Regions from separate parts of the Homo sapiens genome. Here region 2 is linked to region 1. The links are chromatin loops, found by intact Hi-C in ENCODE. Cell type or tissue: Caco-2. All regions are shown on one strand.

What was found. A loop is a pair of places that touch in the nucleus more often than their neighbours do. Peaks named below come from ENCODE experiments on the same cell type or tissue, not always from the same donor. Only the 100,000 strongest peaks of a DNase experiment are listed, where the experiment ranks them.
Region 2: a loop joins it to region 1, with 22 times the contacts of the local background. A loop is called at or near these places in 20 of 110 quality-filtered maps.

Annotation. Positions count from the first base shown.
Region 1 is chr15:45,040,312-45,042,811 of GRCh38, reverse strand. SORD (sorbitol dehydrogenase) reads right to left here. Exons shown (of 9, transcript NM_003104.6): 2 at 2,371-2,404. Among named protein-coding and RNA genes, the nearest start is that of SORD, 18 kb to the right of the region's middle. In Caco-2, no CTCF peak of the experiment used is centred here; no DNase peak of the experiment used is centred here.
Region 2 is chr15:45,113,391-45,115,890 of GRCh38, reverse strand. DUOX2 (dual oxidase 2) reads left to right here and starts at 1,719. Exons shown (of 34, transcript NM_001363711.2): 1 at 1,719-1,918; 2 at 2,466-2,500. The coding sequence starts at 2,480. It overlaps DUOXA2 (dual oxidase maturation factor 2), which reads right to left and starts at 1,565. Exons shown (of 6, transcript NM_207581.4): 1 at 1,139-1,565; 2 at 35-92. The coding sequence starts at 1,285. In Caco-2, no CTCF peak of the experiment used is centred here; no DNase peak of the experiment used is centred here; H3K4me3 peaks cover 652 bases.

The DNA of each region.
Region 1 (2,500 bases):
CATACACACATACATACATACACATATATCTTAGTGGTTTTGTTTCTCTGGACAACACTAACCAATACACTGGGTAAACAATATATCATTAGTAGGATGAAATGTACCAACCACTTAAGAGAACAAACTATTTTCCAAAAGATAACTTTCCAGACAATTAATATGCTACGCGTGATTCGTGGATTCGTATCTATTTATGAGAAAAGGTCTGGTAGAATCTCAGCTTGGCAACATTTTGTGAACTATCAAGTTGAGTTCTTCATGCCTATTGTTTTCTTTCCTTTATTTATTTATTTATTTATTTATTTATTTTTTATTTTTAGACAGAGTCTCCCTCTGTCGCCCAGACTGTAGTGCAATGGCAGGATCTTGGCTTACTGCAATCTCCACCTCCCCGGTTCAACCAATTCTCCTGCCTCAGCCTCCCAAGTAGCTGGGATTACAGGTATGCGCCACCACGCCCGGCTAATTTTTGCAGTTTTAGTAGAGACGGGGTTTCACCATGTTGGCCAGGCTGGCCTTGAACTCCTGACCTCAGGAGATCCGCCTGCCTCAGCCTCCCAAAGTGCTGGGATTACAGGCCTAAGCCACCGCGCCTGGCCAGTTTTCTAAGTTTAAAATAAAGATGGTACTGAGCCCCTTTGGTGAAATAAGTACCAATAAGTACCATCATCTCTGACTCAGATGATGGTTATGAATACCTCCCTGAAAAAAACACTCTGCCTTAGAAAGACAAAGAGACCCAAATCTCTGCTATGCACTGCACTTGCCACAGACTGCCAGGGGTGGCTCTTCAGAACTTTCTTCCTCCTTAGTTTTAGTGAAGAGTAAGAAATGGCAGGGTGAATTCTCAGGTCAAATGCAGGGAAAAGGCATTTGAGTTAGGAAAATCATCTCAGAATTTCCTCTCTTGAAGTAGCAATTGGTAGTGAGAGATTAGATTTGACTTGCTAGAACACTCGCTGAAATGCACTCTTTTCCCTTCCAATGCAAGTGTAGCAAGAGACGAGAGTGCAAGCAGAATGCTGCTTCAGGGAGAAAAGCTGTTACCAGGAGCCAAGCTTGTACTCTGTGTCCAAGACAGCCCTCGTTTGGCCACTTCTGGAATCAACGGTCAACTTTTCAGGACACAGTGAGGTAACTCTTTCACTTCTCTGAACATGGTATCTTGGTGAAAATCCTTGAACCCTAACTATACAATACTTACTCAGCACCCATAGAATGGCTATATTCTATCTAGTCTGTATTCTTACCACTTACAAGTCGATAACACAACTGACCTTTCAGTAGCAAAGCTGTGGATCTACCAGGAAAGCCGCCTTTGATCTGATGTTCACCCAGAAGCTGCGGTTCTGGTGTGAGGTAGGACAAAGTGGGAAAGGACACCCCCAACTCCTCAAGGGCAGAAAGGGGACCTGACTGTCTAGGTGTGAGAGGGGGAGGGTGAGTATCTACAGACACTCTGACCATTGCCCCCAGCCTCACTTCAGGGTCCTGCATGATTATGACAAAGTGGAATTCCAGGGATGGGAGGGATTAGAAAGCTGTCAGCAGGGATCTGCCCGAGCCAACAGACAAAAAGAGATGGAAATGTTCACAGCACCTGCCATGTGCAGACGGTGGGCTGGGCTTTATCCTCACCATAGCACTCAGTTTGTACATGAGAAACCCAAAGCTGGGAAGTTGCAGATGCCACCTTGGGCGTCAGCATGTCAGCTAAGCCCCACAGGCTTAGCAAGTGAGAGGCCTAGAAGGAGTGGAGTAAAGGTGTTGGAAACCCTGCCCCAGTGTGCTCACTCACTTTCTGTGCTTGGTTGATTAGGGCAGGGGACAGGGACCCATGCAGCACCTCCCACCCCCACTGGACAGTAGGTCCTGGGCTGCCCCACACTTTGGTGACTGGCCTTCCTGGGGAGTGGGGAAAGCTGGCATGATGCTCCCTTTGCTAAAGATTAAGTTCTGTAGACTCACTCCTTTTCAAAGTTTGGGTTAGGGTTAGGACACTTGGCCACTCCAACAGCAGCTTCTGGTAGATAGGGTACACTGTCATTAGGTCAAAAGAGGAAGAATTCTGTCATTGGTCCATATACTTCACATCAAAAACTCTTTGGGACAAGTCAGCAGTCTGGTACGGTAATTTTTCTGATTCTATCACTGTTCTTTTATTTCATGTAGCAGCCAAGATAAACTTCCCACCAGGTCATGCTGTGGGCAGTAGACTCTGTTCTCAGCCTAACAAAAGCATAGGTTTTTAATGGATGCAAAAGTAATAAACAGTTGGAAAAGAGAGGTAAGGGAACAATATACATGTGACTCCAAAGGAAACAACAGGAAATAATAAAATATAAGTCATGTTTCCCAAGAACTTACCATTTGGGCCTGGTTCAGGGATAGGATAGTTCTCCTAAAAGAAACAAAATTGAAAAAATCATTTAGCATGCATAAGAACTTCACCTTATGAACATTTTCCATTAAAAACAATTAGAGTTTCATCAATAGT
Region 2 (2,500 bases), 73 kb before region 1:
CGTCCTCTCCCCATGGGCTGCACCACACACTCACCCACAATTTCTGCGCCTATGAACAGACTGAGAAGAACTCTCACCAACCAAAACCAGCGCTGCAGGAATAGGCACCCGGGTCAGGCCTGAGCCCTGCCAAACCAGAGTCCCCAAGACCACCCTTGACCCCACTTCACCTGGATCTTTAGTTATATCCAGACTTTTGAGACTAATGTTAGGCACGCTTTTCCTGCAAGTCCCTCTGGGCTACTGGCATTTCTGATATTTTGTGACCACGCACTTTCACCTCCCTAGCCCCATTTCCCATCTACCCTAACAGCACCTCCCCTCCACCCCCACTTCCTGGCACTCTTCCACCACCTTCACTCCCCTAGCTGTCTGGCGCCTGGTCCTGGTTCTGCCTCCTGGTCCAGTCACTGCTTGGTGAGGCTCAGTGAGTCCAGAAGTGCTAGGCACGCAGGGGTCACCTCCCTCAGAAGAGGGAGGCCCCAGCCTGATCTCCGAGGGGAGGAGGTGGGAATGCAGATACTCCTAGGTGCACCAGTTCCAGGGAAAGCAACACAGATTAAGATGCAGAAAAGCTGGGTCCTCCCAGAACTGAAAAATGCACAACCTAGGTTCTGGGAGAGGGGGAAAGTCTAAGACAATGCACCCAGTTGGCTCCAACTTCTAATCCAATGTGGGAGTCTCAGTCCTGAGGATGAGGCACCCATACACATGTGTCTCAACCCAGTGCAAAGGGGAACACTGCAGTCTGAGCTGCTGGCATCTGTCCTTTTGGCCTGAAGGTCATCACCCACCGGATGGGATGAGAGTGCAGCTTTAGTCCTGGGAGAGGTGGGAGGCCCTCCAGCACAAGAAGCCTAGACTGTTCCTCAGGATTACTGGACTGGGTGCCCATTCTCTGCAGCAGCCTTCCCAAGGACCCAGCTGGGGTCCTTCTCCAGGATATCCTGGATGGGGAGCTCTCCCTATCCTTGGAAAGGGGTGCTTGCTGCACCAGACTCCTGACTTCACTCCACCTGAGCCTCAATTCGACTATTCATGGAGGCTCTTGTACAGTCTTACCTGTCCTGGGTCCCTCAGGAGACAATCTGCCCATGAGCCTTCCCCCACTCTACCTGCACTATGAGGACACCCTTACCGAGTGGCCACGGATCCCCGGCAAGATGAGCAGGAAGCTTGCTGCTAGAGCCAAAAACACTAGAATAACGATGAGCAGTGGAACGCTGAAGCCTGCGGCATGCCGGGGCTGGGGGTAAAAAGGCAGTACGCCGTTCCACAGGGTCATGCTGCACGCCGGCCGAGTGCTGCACGCAGGCGGGCAGGCAAGCCAGCAAGCTGGGGCTGCCTGGACGCGGGAGAGCGCGTCCTTGGCGTCTCTTTGCGTACAAGGCTGGGACCGAGTGGGCTGGTGAAGTCTGAGTCCTGCACCTCTCCGTTAAGGAAGCGTGGAGGTGGGCTGCTCTCAACGCTCTGGGGTTGGTACCGACAGAGTTTTTCTAGCCGGCGAGCGAAACTATTTCTCACTGTCTGTAGCCGTTACTTTCCTGGTTCTGCGGGTTGGCGCTGAGTTTGGAAGTCGCGCGGGACCCCTTTTATAGCAGCGTGGGCGACGTGCCACACGGGTGTCCCAGCCCAGGGGCTGGTCTGAGCTGGAAGAGGTTGTGCAAATAAGGGCCCCACCTCCACGGCAGGAGGGTGAGCCCTAGGTCCAGATGCTCACACTGGCGCAGGTCTGTCCTGAGCCGACACCTGCACAGTGGCGAGACCAAGGACCCAGAGAGAAAGGTGAGAGTGCAGCCGGGGAGGCTGAGGATCGGCGGAGCTGGAAGAGTGAGGGTGAAGGCAAGAAGTAGAGCACAGAAGCAAAGATTTTAAGAGGAAAGAAGACATCTGAACCCAACACCACCCTAAACCACAGGTTAGACCAGAGTTTGGGATCTGACCCTAGCCCTCGCCCATCATGCACAGGCGTTCATTGCAGAAGGGGAGTTTATTGGGGAAGGGGGGATTCATTGTGGAAGGGTGCTGCAGTCCCTCACTCCCAGGTCAGTAACCTTTTTCCCTTCCCTGCCTCCTGGAGGAGAAGCGGAGCCTGACGGATCGGGGGCGGGTGGAGGTGAAACATTGGAGACATTGGGCACACCCTGGGAGGCTTGACCAGTCCTGCCCTGGACTGACATGCCCCAGAAGACTCCTGCCCAGTGGGTTCCTATGGTCGGGGGTTAACTCTCTGATGGGGTGGCGGATGGGGAACAGTGTCAATGCCTCCAGAGCTGCCAATTGTCCTGGAAAGAGTGGCGTTTGGATGAAGGTCCTCGGTGATGCTTCTAACAGCTACCTTCCAGAAGTGGAAACAGCTGGTGCTCCTCCTCCAGTACTAGCTGTAGGAACAAGAGGGGAGGCATAGAGGACGCCCTAACAGTGGCTTTCGCATACCACCTACCACCCCCACCCTCACCCCGCAGGCTGCAGGGTTGGCATGCTCCGTGCAAGACCAGAG